Regions from separate parts of the Homo sapiens genome. Here region 2 is linked to region 1. Evidence: read pairs that join two places in POLR2A ChIA-PET (ENCODE). Cell type or tissue: Panc1. All regions are shown on one strand. Links, peaks and the distances in the headings refer to the core of each region. The heading gives the core; the rest is flanking DNA. Region 1 holds the start of TPM2 (tropomyosin 2). Region 2 holds the start of CCIN (calicin).

The links. ChIA-PET counts read pairs that join two places held together with the same protein. Peaks named below come from ENCODE experiments on the same cell type or tissue, not always from the same donor. Only the 100,000 strongest peaks of a DNase experiment are listed, where the experiment ranks them.
Region 2: POLR2A ChIA-PET joins it to region 1 with 7 read pairs; 1 of 35 experiments calls an interaction of 5 or more read pairs at or near these places.

What each region holds. Positions count from the first base shown.
Region 1 is chr9:35,683,476-35,692,498 of GRCh38, reverse strand. TPM2 (tropomyosin 2) reads left to right here and starts at 2,574. Exons shown (of 9, transcript NM_003289.4): 1 at 2,574-2,795; 2 at 3,228-3,353; 3 at 6,719-6,852; 4 at 6,948-7,065; 5 at 7,160-7,230; 6 at 7,692-7,767; 7 at 7,949-8,011; 8 at 8,184-8,253. The coding sequence starts at 2,682. RefSeq lists a silencer at 1,157-1,236 and an enhancer at 4,132-4,609. In Panc1, for the core only: no CTCF peak of the experiment used is centred there; no DNase peak of the experiment used is centred there; H3K4me3 peaks cover 2,840 bases; H3K27ac peaks cover 3,141 bases.
Region 2 is chr9:36,164,629-36,173,651 of GRCh38, reverse strand. CCIN (calicin) reads right to left here and starts at 4,264. Exons shown (of 1, transcript NM_005893.3): 1 at 2,318-4,264. The coding sequence starts at 4,149. The coding sequence ends at 2,383. RefSeq lists a silencer at 6,849-7,058 and enhancers at 6,658-7,158, 7,249-7,358. In Panc1, for the core only: no CTCF peak of the experiment used is centred there; a DNase peak (open chromatin) is centred at 6,891; H3K4me3 peaks cover 1,088 bases.

The DNA of each region.
Region 1 (9,023 bases), core at 1,605-6,604:
CAACTATTGGTAGATATAACCCACTTCAACAAAAAAGCTGTTTGGGGGTCTTCAATACTTTTTAAGAGTGTAATGGGTTCTAAGACCAAAAGACCCACACCGTATTAGTATATTTGATAAGTACCCAGAAACTGGTACATAAAAAACTCATCTGGCAAATGTTCATGAAGTGCCAACTCTATGCCTGGTGCTGTGATAGGCCTTGGGGATTCAGAATTGAGAACAGTCGTTTCTGTTGAGGACTCACAGACCGGCGGAGGCGCCAAACCGGTATAAGAACAGTTATACCATGGGACTAGGATGAGGGTGAGAGCCCGCACCAAGAACACGCACCTATTAGGTGAGGCGGTGGGAAGAGAAGTGGCCAGGGAAGGCTTCCCAGAAAAGCTGACACTTACTGAGTCTTAAAGGCCACCAGGAATCAGCCAAGGGGATGGGCATTTTAGGGAGAGAGAACAGAATGCATAAACTGTGGAAGCTTTAAGAAAAGTATGGCTATTTCCAGCTCCTGCACGTAGCTCATTATGAATGCAGCATGAGGTACAAGTATGAATACTGGGGGTGAGGTTGGGCATGGAAGGAGATGAGGCCAGAGAGGCAGGCAACAGCCAAAACAACGGGCCTTCTATACCATATTAAGAAATGTGGATTTTTTTTTTCTCCTCAAAACAGGCAGGGTGCCCGCACGCCTGTAATCCCAGCTACTCAGGAGGCTGAGTCGGGAGGATCACTTAAGCCCATAAGTTCAAGACCAGCCTGGGCAATCTAGCAAGCTCCCGTCTCAAAAAAGGTGGGGGGACAGGGATTAGGGAGGGGTTTTGGAGAATTTTAGATAATATTCGCATTAACTTTTAAAAAGATATTTGACAACAATGTCATGGGACAGTCAAATGAATGAATGAGTTGAGGAACTAGAAGTAAGACTACAAAACAGACTGAAGAAAACATAAGGCGCGGCCAGAGGCCAGCCCAGACCGACCCGAGGAGGAACCTCCTTGGTAGAAGGCAGCCTCTCCAGGATTAGGTGGTTGTGAGACGCGAAGGGCAGGGGATACCCAGTGGTCTAGCATAGGCTACTGGTGGATGAGGCGTCTTCCACGGAGTTAGAGGAACACTGCGAGGTCAGGCCAGGGTTGCTCTCCGTGTGGCTAGCAGGCAGCTAAACAGATCTGAATGCATTTCCACGCCACCTCCCCACCGCCCCGGCCAGCGGCCTCGGGTTCCCACGGTCCCCAGCCCACTGCAAAATCCAGGCCTCCCGCCCCTCTATGACTGGAGGGTGGGGGCGAGGCTAGCAGCTCCCTCCCGGCTTCCTCCGCTTGTTCTCTCCTCCCCTTCCCCCTCCTCCCGGCGGCTCTCCACTTCCTTTCCCCCCACCCCACCCCAGGGAAAAACGAAAACAAACACCCTCGCGCCTCGCGCCTCCGACTCCCAGACCCCACGACCCGGCTCCGGCGCTGGTTTGGCGGCCTGGGTGGGAGAAGGCACCTCGCCCCGGACCCCCTATGCCCCGCAGCTCAGTGACTCTTCCCCTCGCCCTCCGCCTTCCCCGCCGCAGCCCGGCTCCGCCTCCCAATGGGGAAACATCCCAAAAAAGGGCAGAAAAGAAATTTCAGCATAAAGTTGGCCCACTGGGAAAGAGAGGAGCGTCCGCGGGGAGCGGGGGAGAAGAGGGAAGGCGCGCGGAGGGGAGTGGGGCCAGGCGGAGCCAGGGGCGGGGAGCGGAGGGGCTCGGGACGCGTCCGGGTGGGAGCGGGGGCGGGGAACGCGCGGTGACCAGCCTGGCCGCAGCCGCGTGGAAAATATGCGGGGCACGTGGGGGGCGGGGCGGGGAGCTGGGTCCTGAGCCGCCGGGTGCTCGCAGGAAGGGCCTGGCTCCAGGGGCAGGGGCTGGGAGGGGAGGCGAGGGGATGAGAGGTCAGGCCGGTCCTGGGGGCAGCAAGCCCGGCCACACTCCCCACCGCGACCGGGGCTCTGGGCTCGCTTCCTGCTTCAGTTTCCCCAAGCTCCCGATGAGACTCCGCTACTACCACCACGTCGATAACGCAAACCTAGAGGGACTCAGGGTAAACTGAGGCACTCAAACTGCCGAGGAGCTCCGCCTCCCGAGAGACATTTAATCCGGGGGGATTTGCAGGAAACTTCTAAATTAAGGGTAGCGGCTGCTGCAGCTGAGGGGGGGCACGCCGGTCCCTGCGCCCGGGCAGCTGCCGTGAGCTCACGCCCCGAAATAGCCCCAGGGGCCCCAGCCGCAGCTGCCACTGGGTCCGGCTGTCACTCAGAGGAAGCACGGAGCCCCCAGCCCAAGGGTCCCCTCCCCTTCGCATCGCCGGGGTTTTTCCAGCCGACCGTCGGCCACTTTTTCCTCCGACGGCTGGCAGGGAAGAGGGGGATGGGGGCGGGACCCCAAGGGAGGCGGTCCCCAGTGGGTGGGCGAAGGGGGCGGCCGCACCCCCCGGCCGGGCCGTGCTTCTGCCCCTACAAGGTTTGGGCCGAGGTGGGGGAGGGTCCTGGTTGCCGGCCCCGCCCGGTCCCTCCCCGCCTTTTAGGCGCCCGCGTGGCCGGGACGTCCCAGTCCCGCTCCGTCCTCCTCGCCTGCCACCGGTGCACCCAGTCCGCTCACCCAGCCCAGTCCGTCCGGTCCTCACCGCCTGCCGGCCGGCCCACCCCCCACCGCAGCCATGGACGCCATCAAGAAGAAGATGCAGATGCTGAAGCTGGACAAGGAGAACGCCATCGACCGCGCCGAGCAGGCCGAAGCCGACAAGAAGCAAGCTGAGGACCGCTGCAAGCAGGTTAGGGCCGGGCCCAGTGCAGCCTGCTCTCCCCGCGCCTAGGGCAAGGGTGGGCCGCTGCCATGGGTCCCCCAGCCCCGGGCCTGCCCGCCAAGGCTCTCTCTCACCCAGGGTGGGGGCTGGGCCTTCGCAGTACCCTCAGGGCCTTCGCCAGAGCCGCTTCTCTCCCCTACAATAGCCTGGGGAAGCCCCAGGCCCCTGGTTTCCACTCTGCCTTTGCAGAGCGCGGTTGGTCCTGCTCCTTGGGGCCTGAAGTTTTCTCTGTACCCTCAACGGGTCCCACCAGTACCCTTGACTGTACTGTCCCTTTTATGTTATTCCGCTTCCATCCCAGTAGCCTCCAAATCTTAGTAGCGCCCCTACACACACCGCGTCTCCATTCTGGGCCTGGGCCCCCTCCCAGCCTGGCTGACCAAGTCCCCTCTGTCCCAGCTGGAGGAGGAGCAGCAGGCCCTCCAGAAGAAGCTGAAGGGGACAGAGGATGAGGTGGAAAAGTATTCTGAATCCGTGAAGGAGGCCCAGGAGAAACTGGAGCAGGCCGAGAAGAAGGCCACTGATGTGAGTGTGGACTTGGGGGACAATGGGAGGAGTTAGGGCTCTGGGAAGGGGCCCCCCGGGTATGGGAATAAGAGGATTGGGGCACCTTATCCCCTTATGTCCCCAGCGCCAGGAGAGAAATGGTTTCATCTCAGTAACCAGGGCTAGGGTAAACTTACACAAGTAATCCAAGACAGTGGATAAATCAAAACCACCTACCACTTCCCCCAGAGGACTTAGCCCTGTAATTCTGTTTGGTTCCAGCTTTTAGAATGTACAGTGATCAAGCAATGAGTCATTGTGGGGGTGGAAGGTATAAGAATTTACCATCTACCTCAATTAATCCTCCAGCTGAAATTGGAGAGGAGACTGCAGCCGTTTGGGGATGGGGGGATGTGGATGTGAGGTACTAGCCTGCAGGAGGAGGGAGAGGGATCCAGAGATGAGACCCCACTTGAGTTACAACCCTAAGGGGCCATTAGAAATTCCCTGGCCTTGACCTCTGGCTTCAGCAGCCCTGCTGTGCCCTGGGGCCCCAGCTCAGGTTCTAATGGCTCCTCATTTACCCTCATTAAGCTGTCAGCCTGGAGACCATGCCAGGCCACAGGGCAGAGGGACAGGGCCACAAATGCCAAAGCAGCTACCTTGGCAGGTCATTTACCCTGAGATTTCTCTGCCCACCCCACAACCCCAACCAGACTTCACTTCCTGCCATTCCCAACCCCCAGCTTAAGGTAGGAGAATGGCCATATGGCTTTGGTGTGGTGGTAGTTTCCCCATTCTCTGCCTCAGTTTCCCCATCTTCCTTCCACCCAGGATTGTTTTAAGATGAACCTATGGTTAGATTAGCATAAAGCATGGTCTGAACATCAGAGATGACATAGCTGTTTGTGTCGACTGCTCATGTTCCCAGCCCCCCAGGGGTTGGGCTTCTGTGACCTCCAGCCTCCAGTTTTGGTTCTCCACCAGTCCTGGCACTTGGGAGGGAGCTGACCTGCAGCTGCTAGCACAGACAACCCTGGGCATCTGACACTCTATAAATAACCAAGGCCCAGTGCAGCTGGAGGCAAGATTGGAAACCCAAGTTGCTGGTGGGGGCTGGAGGGGCAGGGGGGACAGGGACAGAGCTGGGGAGGCAGAGCCGCAGCACCAGGAGCAGATAGGAAAGACTGCCCAAGCTTCCTGGTGACCTTGAACACAGCACTCAACTTACATGGTGCCTCAGTTTCTCCCTCTCTCTTGCTTCCCATTTTTCTAATGGGGACAGTAGTGCCTGTCCTGTGGTTAGAGAGCCGCCCCCGTAACTGGGAAGAGCTTGAGAGGCAGGAAATGGCACATATCAGTCCCATGATGAGGACCCCAGGACTTCCCAAACTTTCCAGAGTCTTTTGTCACCCCACCATCATGCAGAGTTTTTCTTTTACAGTCTCACCTCTCTCTAGGGTAGTACTCCAATGTCCCCCACAGTGATTCTTCCCAACCCCCAATGCTGTCCCCAGAATGCTTCCACACTGTCATCCGGCCCTGTGCCCATGATGGGCTCTTGTCACTCTAGGTGGCCAAGCTCCAGGTGCCTTCAGCACCTGGAAGACAAGCTACCATCTACTCTCTATATATGGTGCTGTTTCTCCTGCCCTACAGTCCGACCAAGGACCTGCTTCCTATGCTGTGTCCAAGTGCTGCCCCCAGCCCCTCCCCCCACCTCCTTTCCCTACACAGGTCCTCTCTCCTTTCCACTCTGAAATCTCAGGGTCTCTGTGTCCTTGTTTTTGACAGAGAAAGGGGATAACCTAATATTTATGGAATGTGGACCCTGTGCAGGCAATGTACTCAGTGCTTTCTGCATGTTATTTTACAATTTCCCAAACTTGGCTTATCATCAGAATCACTCGGGGGCTTTAAAAAAAAAAGAGAAGATTCCCAAGCCCCCGCCCTACACATCCCAATTCAGTGGATCTAGCATGGAGTAAGAGAACCTGTTTAGTTTTATGAGTCTCACCGAAGGTCCTGTTGATTAACTGAGTATTAAAAGCAGTGGATTATCTCAGAACAGCCTTAAGAAGGAGGAACTGTTATTGTTAACTCCAACTTGTGAAGGAGGAAACTGAAGCTTAGAGAGGCTAAATAAGTTGCCCACAGTTACACAGGTGTTGAGTGGCTGAGCCGTGGCTCAAAGACAATCTGACTCAGAGCCGATGCTCTTAACACGTGGCTGCCCTGCTCCTCTCATTTTCCTTTACTGGCGCTCGCCTTGCTCTGCCCTTTTTCTCAGTGTTTGACCAGTTTTTATGGATTTTTTCCAAAACCTCCATGGTTTTGCCTCCTACTGCAAGCCCAGGGGCTGAGTAGACATCCCTCACACTGCCCCTGCATTGCCCCCAGCTCTCTGCTGGCCTTGGCAGGGAGCCCCTTGCTACAGCCATGGGTATTCCTTATAGGCCTGCCTCTTGGGCTTCTTGCTGGGAGTCTGCCTTACAGCTGATGACAGATGACATCACTGAACTTGATACTTTTTTTTTTTTTTTTTTTTGAGATGGGATCTTGCTATGTTTCCCAGGCAGGGCTCCTGGGGTCAAGCTGAACTCCCGCCTTAGCCTTCGGAGTAGCTGGGATGACAGGCATGCACCACCATGCCCAGTATCACTGAGCTTGATTCTGTGACGGGCTATTCTTAGCAGCAGTGATGTCTGGTTGGCCTGATTCTCCTCCCATCCCCTTACCTGGGCCAGGCTTTGCTGTGTAGGAATCAGAGCTGCATCAGACCTGGCCCCAGCACTTGAAGTGCTCCCACAGGGAACAGGAGGACTTGTGTGCAGGTGACCTTTGGGAGACTAACTGTGCACAGTGCAGGAGAGGCCCTGCAGCAGGGGAGCGGAGCTTGTCAAGCAAGGAATGCATGTATTTTTTTGTTTTTTTGAGATGGAGTTTCGTTCTTTTTACCCAGGCTGGAGTGCAGTGGCACGACCTCAGCTCACTGCAACCTCCGCCTCCTGGGTTCAAGTGATTCTTGTGCCTCAGCCTCCCAAGTAGCTGGGATTACAGGCATGCGCCACCATGCCTGGCTAATTTTTTATTTTTAATAGAGACAGAGTTTCACCATGTTGGCCAGGCTGCTCTCAAACTCCTCACCTCAGGTGATCCACCCGCCTCGGCCTCCCAGAGTGCGGGGATTACAGGCGTGAGCCACCATGCCCGGCCTGAATGCACATTTTTTACTGGAGCACAGTCTGGGCAGAAGATGATTGGTTGGGGAAAAATCACATAGAATGTCTAGAAACCAGGAAGCCTCAGTTCTTTCTGAGAAGAATCTCGCCATCCTCTGGAGCCTCTCTGATCCTTATCCAAGGCTAACAAGGCCTTTTTGACCCCTGACCTCTGACCCACAGGCTGAGGCAGATGTGGCCTCCCTGAACCGCCGCATTCAGCTGGTTGAGGAGGAGCTGGACCGGGCCCAGGAGCGCCTGGCTACAGCCCTGCAGAAGCTGGAGGAGGCCGAGAAGGCGGCTGATGAGAGCGAGAGGTGGTCAGGGGCCTCGGGGAGGATGGTCCGGGAGGGAGAAGGGAGCCTGTCTCTGCTGGTCCTGACCCTACGCTCACCCTCTCCCTGCCTTTCAGAGGAATGAAGGTCATCGAAAACCGGGCCATGAAGGATGAGGAGAAGATGGAACTGCAGGAGATGCAGCTGAAGGAGGCCAAGCACATCGCTGAGGATTCAGACCGCAAATATGAAGAGGTGACAGCCTTGCCCCTCTGCCTGCTCGCTGCCCAGCCTGCAACATGCCCAGTCCTTCTCCACTGATCTACCCTCTCTTTCTCACTCCCCACAGGTGGCCAGGAAGCTGGTGATCCTGGAAGGAGAGCTGGAGCGCTCGGAGGAGAGGGCTGAGGTGGCCGAGAGGTAAAGATACCCGGGGGTGACAAGTGAGCCCATTGGCCCTGGGGCCTTCCACACAGTGGGAAGGTAGCATCCTAGGCTTGGGGCTGTAGGGACAGGCCCTGTTCTCTGACCCCTGCCCGCTGCCCCCAGCCGAGCCAGACAGCTGGAGGAGGAACTTCGAACCATGGACCAGGCCCTCAAGTCCCTGATGGCCTCAGAGGAGGAGGTAGTGACCCCTCTGAACCTTTCTGGGCAATGGCGCCTTCTCTCAGCTCACCTTCCCTCCGTCTCAGCACCGCAGGCTGCTCTTTCTCAGCTGCTGGGGATCAGGAAGGGCCTGGGGCTTCTGAGCCCTGCCTGCTGTCACTCTCACAACTTTGCTCTTCTCTTCTCTCCTCCACCCGTCCCCTGCTGTGCCATCTCCACTGTCTGGCTTCGCTGTGCCCTCACACCCTGCCCCCCCCGCCACACACCCCCTGCAGTAAATGTGGGGACCTAGAGGAGGAGCTGAAAATTGTTACCAACAACTTGAAATCCCTGGAGGCCCAGGCGGACAAGGTAGAGGGGAGCAGAGGGGCAGTGAGGATGGGGTCCCACAGGGGAGGGAGGTGAGGGGCCCAAGGCAGGGAGGGGCTGGGTGTTCAACGGAGGCAAGATGACCAGGAGCCTACGGGGTACAATGGAGAAATGAAGGATCTGTGGTAGCGCTGTACTGATGGCGTGTGTGTGTCCCCAAAAGTATTCCACCAAAGAAGATAAATATGAAGAGGAGATCAAACTGTTGGAGGAGAAGCTGAAGGAGGTGAGAGTCCTCTTCCAGTTCCCAGTCTCCCCTCAAGCCACCCTAATCCTTGCCAGAGACGGCCTGTGGCAGGACACTTGAGGGTTGGGATGGACAAGAAGCTTGACTTAGGCAGTAGTCTGTGGGAGGGCCTAATTCTTTGCCATTTCTCCCATCCTGCCTTTACCCCCAGGCTGAGACCCGAGCAGAGTTTGCCGAGAGGTCTGTGGCAAAGTTGGAGAAAACCATCGATGACCTAGAAGGTAAAAGAAGCCTTTATAAGTAGGTCCACACCTGCCGTGATTATCAGTCTGTCCTGTACCTTCTCATCCCATTTTATTTGCCACCAATAAACTAGGGTTGGGCCACCTAGGACCCTACCAACTCCCCAACTCTGTGGGCCATGTCTACAATTCAAGTAATTGTAGCTGCCCACGGCGCAACAACTCCAGTGCTTCTCAAACTTCAGCATGCATGAGAATCACTGGGAGAGTTTTAAAAACAGATTCCTTGACTCTGCCCCAAAGAGATTGCTGACTTTGGGCTGGAGGATTTACATTTCTAGCTAGTTCTCTGGTACTGCCAATGCTGCTGGTCCTCATGCCACACTCTGAGTGGCACCCTTATAGACAATTCCGTCCCCGAGTGTAACGCAGTAGAGTTCTAGTGCAGAGACTGGCTTATTAACTAGAGAGCTGTTGGACTGAACATCTAGGTCTGCATGACAGCACTAATAGAAAACACTATTTTAAGCTAGATTTGACAAAAGCAAACATCCAGATATTTGTGAGTCTGTGGCTATTTCTATTGTTAATGATGATGTGGCTAAAGTTGCCTTTCCTTTTTATTCTGTGATAACCCTTTCACTTTCCCACTTCTCTCGCTTCCAGCCTTCTCAGGCAAGCTCCAATTTTACCTCCAGCTTTAGGAGGTTTGCCCTTTCTGGCTCCAGCACCCTCCCTCTCCCCTCTAAGCAAGCACTCCTGCTTGTCGAGAGCATTGTACACACAGCTCCCTGGAGAGGCAGGAGCTG
Region 2 (9,023 bases), core at 2,636-7,635, 480 kb before region 1:
GGAATTGTAATCCTTGTGGCCTTCAAGTTCACTCAGGGCCCCGTCTCTACTTAAATACAAAAATTAGCTGGGCGTGATGGCGCATGCCTGTAATCCCAGCTATTGGGGAGGCTGAGGCAGGAGAATGACTTGAACCCAGGAGGTGGAGGTTGCAGTGAGCTGATTGTGCCACTGCACTCCAGCCTGGGTGACAGAGCAAGACTCTGTCTCAAAAAAAAAAAAAAAAAAGAAATTAACCATCACAAAAATGATTCCATTTTAGACCATTTGAATGCATAGTGAGCTCCGCCAACAGTTCTGAGACTCTGAGAACAGAAAAAGTCCAAGCGGTGAAGGTCTGGGATTGGAAAGGAGCCTAGCCAGGACTTCCAGGACAGTAGAGGCCAAGGGAGAGAACAGTGTGAGGCGAGCCCCTGGCCTGGGTGGGGTGACAGGGATGGGGAGAGCACTTGACAGCCTATTAGGAAAGAGCCCTGGATTCTCGGGGAGACAGAGATTAACCTGTGTAGAATTCCTCCTCAGCACTCTCCCAGGGCAGATCAAGGGCCACACAATTATTTCTGAAGGGTACTGGGTGAGAGAGAGTAAGACAGAGTTCCCACCTTTTAAAGTAACAAATGCTGGGCACAGTGACTCACGCCTGTAATCCCAGCACTTTGGGAGACCGAGGTGGGAGGATTGCTTGAGCCCTGGAGTTCAAGACCAGCCTGGGAAACAAAGTGAGACCACATCACTACAAAAAATTTAAAAACAACAACAACAAAAAAAAAACTACCCAGGTGTGGTGGCAAGCACCTGTAGTCCCAGCTACTCAGTAGGCCGAGGCGGGAGGATCCCTTGAGCCCAGGAGTTTGAGGTTGCAGTGAGCTATGATTGCACCACTGCAGTCCAGCCTGGATGACAAAGTGAGATCCCATCTCAACAACAACATCAAAAGAGCAAAAATTGATCTTAGCTAGGAGAAAGGCAAGAATAAATCCTTATAAATTACTATATGATAGATGCTGGCGGTGATAGGGGATAGGGAGGTGGCCAGGGCAGCAGAGGGCAAGCACTGAAAAGATAGAAGGGACGCTAGTCATATGTGGTTGGGAAGCCCCAGAAAAGTGATTTTTGTTGGGACCCTAAAGGGCTACACACTAAGAATAAAGGTGGAAATAGTCTAAAGCCTAAATTTGAATCATATAATGCCTTGATTGAATTAAAGCGATCCAGGCTTTCTAGCACCCTTAGTCTAGCTGCTTGCCAAATGCAAAAGTAGATTCTGTTTTTTTTTTTTTTTGAGACGGAGTGTCACTCTTGTCGCCCAGACTGGAGTGCAGTGGCGTTATCTCGGCTCACTGCAAGCTCTGCCTCCCAAGTTCAAGAGATTTTCCTGCCTCAGCCTCCCGAGTAGCTGGGATTACAGGCATGTGCCACCACGCCTCGCTAATTTTGTATTTTTAGTAGAGACAGGGTTTCACCATGTTGGTCAGGCTGGCTGGTCTCAAACTCCTGACCTCGGGTGATCCACCTGCCTTGGCCTCCCAAAGTGCTGGGATTACAGGCGTGAGCAACCACCCCCGGCCTTATTATTTTTTTTTATACTAGAAACGGGATCTCACTTTATTGCTTAGGCTGGTCTCAAACTCCTGGGCTCAGGTGATCCTTCTGCCTCAGCCTTCCGAAGTGTTGGGATTACAGGCATGGGCCACTGTGCCCGACCAGGATATGTTTCTTTCTTTTCCCTTTACTGGCCTCTCTTTTATCCCCAGTCCCTCAGACTCATATTCCTGGAGAAAGTTCTCAATGTACTTGGCTTAGTAGAAACAATTGTAAGGAACCTCCAGCTTTCCCACAAATGAGACACAAACTACCGTAGCTGCATGGGCAAATACAGAAGCTAAGTAACCTTGCCTCCCCTGTTCCTTCTGCCTTCTTTTCTGAGTCTTACCCAGGTCACCTTCTCCTTCCTGGCCATGAGATTCCTCTCTCAGACCTGGGACGGGTCCTCCCCTGCTTTTGTGAAAGACCGGAGGGAAGCAGGTGCTGGAGGAGCTTGATGCTTCACAGCTCTGAGTGGATGTTTACCTGCCAATCTAGCAGATGCCTGAGAGGTGATCACAGGGGTACAGAATAGGGGACAGACATCGCCTTGGCCAGTGCCTGGGAGGGGCCTCAATTCCACCCACCAGGGGTTCCTTTCCAGGCCCTGTTGGATACCTCCAATGACATAGTGGCCCTGAGTTTCCACCCACTGGGAGCAGCCCTCCCCTAGGATCTCCACCTTCAGGGCCAAGCATGGACTGGAACACTAAGAAGGAAACAACAGGCCATCTTCCTCTCTTTCTCTCATTAAATCGTGAATAATAATGCATTTACTTATTCTCCCACTTAAAATGTTTAAATCCTTTGAAGAATCTTGCAAGGTAGCTTGGCTAGACAGCAGGCAGGACAGTCCAGTGCCTCTGGTGGAGGAGCCAGGGTCTTCCACTTGCCTGTCTTTTGGTCCAGCAAGAAGGCATTTGGATTGATGGTGTAGTCCTTTGTCTGGACATCGCTGGCAGTGGTGACACCCCCACATACAAACACCTTGCTGTCTCCAATGGAGCATATAGCATGGGACACATCCAAGGGGCAGCTGTTGGGCAAGACAGGCACTGAGGTGGTCGTCTTGCTTGCCTTCACCTTCTGCAGATTGATTTCCACACTCTGCCGGTGGCTGTGCACGCAGAGGATGTTGTCCTGTTGGAAAGAGAGCAGGGGCCGATGGTTGAACTCAATGGGGAAGGTGATACACTGGACCACGTCCCCAGTGCTGGTGTCAAAGCAGTCCACTACCCCGACCCGGGAGATATAACCTTTCACCAAGCACCGTCCAGTGACAATGTACAGATGCCTGTCTCCTTTAGTGATCACGGCGGTGCCATCCATGGGGATGCTCATCTTTCCTGCCAGGCACCAGACTTCCTTCCGCTCATCATAGCGATAGATGTTGGAGACATACCGCCTTGGGGCAATGCTCCCGCCCACTGAGTACACTGTCCCCCCACAGGTCACCATGGTGTGGAAGACAAGCCCGATGGGCAGGTCAGGCAACTTGGTCCAGGAGTTGTCATCCATGTCATACCGCCAGGCTGTCTTCAGCCCTGAAATCTGCTCAGTGGTGCCACCAGAGATGTAGATGTAGCGACCAGCAGAGGTGGCACTAAGTGCTGCTGCCCGATAGGGCATGTCTGAGAGCTTCATCCACAGGTTCTCCTGGATGATATAAGCAAACACTCCATCATTGAACTGGCCGTGGGCCTTCTGGCCACCGAGGATGACCACGGAATCAAGCAGGGCCCCTTTCCGCTGGTAGACCAGCAGGCTGCATGGCCGCTCCTGCTTGCGGTCCATCAGGACACTCTCAATCAGGGTTGTATGGGATGAGGTGTTCTCCATGCCCACCAGCTTGTTGCTGGCAAACACCAGCGTCTTATTGGAGACAGCATTGAGATTGATGTAATTGAAGAACTTCTTGAAATACTTCTCCCGATCCTCCTTCCGGAAGTACACCCAATTGATGAGTGCGCTGAGCGCCTGGTCTTCATTGAGCACGTGAAGGTTTTCATCACGGAGCAGGCGGCCAAAGATAACAGGTGGACAGCGCATGAAGTGCATGGAGCCCTCAGGACTGGCCCAGTAGTGGAAGTTGTCCCGAATGCCAGAGTAAGCTACGTCTGATACCTCTTTGAGCTCAAACAGCTCAGCCAAGAAGAGGTAGCGCAAGCAGTTGGCACGGCAGATGGACTTAATAAGGAAGTCGTTACAGTGAACTCGAAGGCGTGGTGTGTTGAAATACTGAGCCCCACGAAGCAGCTCCTCCACATTTTGCTCGGAGATCACCACCTTGCCGCTATAGAAGTAGTCCAGAAGCTGGTCCACTGTGACCGGGCTCAGGTAACTGGTGTCAATGGTGATGAAAAGCTCATCAGCGGTCTTCATGTCATTGCTGGAGATGAGGCTCCTCACCAGTGGGGAGACAGCAGCCAGCACATTGCGATGTGCAAAGAAGACGTGGTTGTCCACACTCAGGGCCATGTCCCAGTACTCTTTGCGTTTCCTCTGTCTGTTCAGGTTCTGCAGCACGAAGCTATTGTAGTTTTTCTCCGTGAATTCCAATTTCATGGTGCCTCTTGTCGGCTGAAACAGATCAGCAGCAGGTACTGGAGAGCAGACTTTCTCAGGCCTGTGGGATCAGATTGATGGTTGTTTGCAGAGCGGTTGACCAGGGAGAAGAGAGGGTGGAAGAGAGGATGATGTCATAGAGTGGATCAGGTCATCACAATGCAGGCCTCCCTGAGGCCTGTCTCAGAGGCACTGGGCCTTCCTCCCCTCTGATCTCTCCAACCTGCCAAGGCCACATACCCTAGCAGGACCTAAAGCCCTGGGCCCAGAGCTCAGGAGGAACCTCAGGGATGGGCGGCAACTTCCACCTGGGACTTTCAAACCGTAGTTAAAGGCTTCTGGAATATCAGAGCCAGTCTGGGTGGGGCAGTGGGGAGCAGTTTGTGTAGGAGAGATAAGGGGAGGTGGGGAAAGGGAAGAGATTATTAGACCTAGAAGAATCCTCCCATTTTGAGGGAAACTGAGGCCCAGAGAAGAGAAGGCACTTGCCCAAAATCACATAGCCAGTTGGAAGCCGAGCAGGGCCCAGAACCTGGGGAACCTCGCATTCTTCCTACCCTTCTGGAAGCTCCTGACTACCCAGCTTTCCCCAGTCTCTGACTCTCAACTCTCCAAGCACTCTTCCTGCCAAGGCTCCTGGGCATCAGAGAAAAGCTCTGTCCTTTGGCTTCTGACCTTGGTGGCCACAGACATCATTCTCCTTCAAAATGGAGAGGTGGAGGCCACTCCCTGGAGCAGGGATGAAGGAGTTAACCACAAACGGGGGCATGGGAGGGTCTTTAAAGACCGGATGATTTCAGCTCCTTGGCAAACTAGAATGTTCCCCCAACATTTCCAAGTGTCCAGTTGGAAAATGTTGGGGGCTTCAGTGGGTCAGCTTTCTCCATCAAAGGTGGACTTGGGCGAGTTGATCAGACTTTCTAAACCTCAGTTTCCTCCTCTGTGAGATGGAACTAATATTTGATAGTAGTACCCACTTCAAAGATTATTATGAGTTTATTTTTATTTTTATTTTTATTTTTTTGAGACAGAGTCTCGCTCTGTCACCCAGGTTGGAGTGCAGTGGTGCGATCTCAGCTTGAAACAGCCTTTGCAAAATTATGACTGAGACAGTGAAAGAGATCAACTTAACTGACTCCATCTTGCTTCTAACCTCCAAGCTGTCCTTGCTCATTCCTTGGCAAAGGCTGAACTAACTTTGGGAGAAACCTATATGTATAGTTTACGGTTTAAACAAAGACAGCCCTTTCCCAAAGCAGACCTCCTTCTTGCCTGGGGACTAGATTGCCTTTGTAGGACTAACATTAGCCACAAGATTAGAAATTATGGTTTAGGAGTCATGTAGCTGGAGGCTACAAGATTCTAACCCTCCCTAAACTGCTCCTAAGACCAGTGCTTGAGATTTCTCTTTTTTTTTTTTTTTAGACAGTTTCGCTCTTCTTGCCCAGGCCGGAGTGCAATGGTGCGTTCTCGGCTCACCACAACCTCCAACTCCCGGGTTCAAGCGTTTCTCCTGCCTCAGCCTCCTGAGTAGCTGGGATTACAGGCATGCACCACCACACCCGGCTAATTCTGTATTTTTAGTAGAGATGGGGTTTCTCTATGTTGGTCAGGCTGGTCTCAAACTCCCGACCTCAGGTGATCCACCTGCCTCAGCCTTCCAAAGTGCTGGGATTACAGGCGTGAGCCCCCGTGCCCGGCCGGTGCTTGAGATATTTTGCAGAACCTGCACTTGATGGATCAGCTGGCACCACTCAGATCAATAAACTGGCTCATCTGATCTTGTGGCCCCCAGACCCAAGAACTGACTCAGCCCAAGAAGACAGCTCCAACTCCCATGATTTCATCTCTGACCAATCAGCAGCACTCCTGGCTCACTGGCTTCCCCCTACCCACCAAGTTATCTTTAAAAACTCTGCTCCCCCAATGCTCCGGGAGACTGATTTGAGTAATAATAAAACTCCAGGCCGGGCGCGGTGCCTCATGCTTGTAATCCTAGCACTTTGGGATGCCAAGGTGGGCGGATCACCTGAGGTCATGGTTTCGAGACCAGCCTGGCCAACATGGCAAAACCCTGTCTCTACTAAAAATACAAAAATTAGTTGGGAGTGGTGGTGCATGCCTGTAATGCCTGTAATCCCAGCTACTGGGGAGACTGAGGCAGCAGAATCGCTCGAACCCGGGAGGCGGAGGTTGCAGCGTGCCCAGATCGCACCATTGCACTCCAGCCTGGGCGACAGAGTGAGACTCCGTCTCAAAAAAAAAAACCCCAAAAAACAAAAACAAAACCCTCCAGTCTCCCGCACGGCTGGCTCTGTGTGAATTACTCTTTCTCTGTTGCAATTCCCCTGTCTTTTATTACCCAACCCCCCAACCCCCCTCACCCCCCACCCCCAGTAGCTGGGATTACAGGCGCCTGTCAACATGCCCGGCAAAGTTTTGTATTTTTAGTAGAGACGAGGTTTCACCATGTTGGCCAAGCTGGTCTCGAACCCCTGACCTCAGGTGATCCGCCCGCCTCGGCCTCTCAAAGGGTTGGGATTATAGGCGTGAACCACCGTGCCCGGCCTATTATTAGAGTTTAAATGAGAAAAGGACTGGAGAGTAGTGGGCTTGTCATAAAGCTCAATCAATGCTAGCTGCCGTTTTCTTACTCATATTACACCAGTTCGCCCAGCGCCGGCGTTCGTGGCTGCTCCCTTCATAAAAACTTGTGGTCATCGTGGTTCTGGTTTCGCGGTAGCTGAGGAGGCTGTGGCTACCTCGCGTCTCTTCTGGGCCCGCCGCCCGAACCCAGTCCAGCCACGCGGTGGCGCTGGAGGGTCGTCCCCGCCCCCGAGCGCACCGCCTCTGCGCCGGGCACCACCCCAACCCCTCTCCAGGATGGAAAAGAGGCGCGGGGCGTCCCCTTTTTCGCTTTGCCTCCACGCGCCACCGTGCAAAGGCGGCAGCGCCGTGCCGTCCGCCGCGACCCTGGAATTCAAACGGCAGGATCGGGGGCTCTCAGCCTTGCAGGACTCCTTAGATTTCCCCAGACACACACCTGTCCCCACTTTACAGATGGGGACGCTGAGCCCCCAACGGAGGCGCGCCCTCCAGAGGCCAGAAGACTGTCTCCGACTCCCAGTAACAGCTGGGGGGGTTTCCTGACCCCTGCGAGTCCTTTGCGGGGAGAGAGGAGGGTGCCCGCAGACTCGGACAGATTCCTGGCTGGCGTGGGGCTCCCGGAGTCCTGTGGGGCGTCTGTGGAACTGCTGTTCGTGCAAGAAGGGGATAAGCGCCAGCTGGAGCGCCGCGGGCGGGAGGGAGGGGGAGGCAAAAGAGCCCAGTAGCCCCACCCGGACCAGCCTTTGGGAAGAGACCCCAGAGAAGGGCCTGGACTTGCATCTCGCCCAGGCATTCGCGAGAAGGTACAGAAAGGACTTACCTCTCTGATCTCCTCCAATCTGGGCCCAAGCCCCACTCTAGACCCTCGGGCCGTCCTCAGTGCCCCTCCCGGGAAATTTCAGTATCAGCCTCGGGAATCTGAGCCGTTCCAGCTCTTTCCCTCCCTGGCTTAGTCATATTCTCATTCTCATTGTCTCCCTCCCTCGTCCGTTCATTCCAGACTAGTCTTTTCCTTATTTTTAGATTTGGTAACTTGAAAATTATTTGAAAATACGCCCCTTCCCTTTTTTTTTTTTTTTTTTCTGAGATGGAGTCTCACTCTGTCCCCCAGGCTGGAGTGCAGTGGCCCGATCTCGGCTCACTGCAACCTCCGCCTCCCGGGTTCAAGTAATTTCTTGCCTCAGCCTCCCAAGTAGCTGGGATTACAGGCGCGCGCAGCCACGCCCGGCTAACTTTTGTATTTTTAGTAGAGACGGGGTTTCACCGTCTTGGCCAGGCTGGTCTTGAACTCCTGACCTCGTGATCCACCCACCTTGGCCTCCTAATGTATGGGATTACAGGCGTTAGCCACCGCACCTGGCCAAAAATACCCTTTTAAACTGAATTTGTCCACCTTCCCGCCCGAATGCGATAGAGAGACTCGGTCTCTTGGGATATGATACGTGCACAAAGTGAAGAACTTCTGTTTTCCCCATTGGAAGTAGACTTCAATTTCAGCCTCCTCCTCCGGAGACCAGTCTCCCTGGGAGAATAATTAAGCCCTTAATGCCTCTTCAGCCCTTACCTTCTGCAAAGCAGCAGCAGCAACTTGGGTGAATGATGAGGCCTCTTGGTGCTGATGCCAGACACCTTCTGGCTCCCATGGACATGCAGGCTGGCAGATCTCGCCTCCTGGGACATCTTCACCCGGGAGCAGGGGGTGGGTGGGTCAGGCCCTGCTGCTTCACACCTCCTTTGTCCTCTCCCCTGCCCTCCCACCTGCAAGCTTCAGCCTTGGGAGCATTTCAGTGGAGGAGGTGGCCATGCCTGTTTGTTTTTGTTTCAGCTCCCAGAGCACCAAGGCAGGAATGAGCTCTCTCATCAGACACTTCCAGCATTAAGTTGGGTCTGGAGGTGTCATGGGGACCTGAGAGAACTGATAGACCTAACTCCATGTGACAGACCTCGTACAGGTGGATAAATTGAAGCCCAGGGAGAGGAAGAGGCTTGCACCAGAGAGCTGTCTTCTTCCTCTGCCCTCTGGCTACAAAGGAGAGCCGCGGTTTGGTTTGTCCTTGTTCTTTTTGGATTGTGAGGCTTGCCATCTTCAAGAAATCCTTAAAAGTGAGATTAGTGCCCACCTGCTCAGCCAGCTTTGCTGTCTGGCATTTCTTTAGCCCAGGAAAGCTCCCCGGTCCAGCTTTTTCCTCAATCCAGCCAACTGTGGAAACAAACTCCAGCCCATAGAGGCTGGCTGCATGCTGGCTTCCACCACCTGGTTGTGTGTG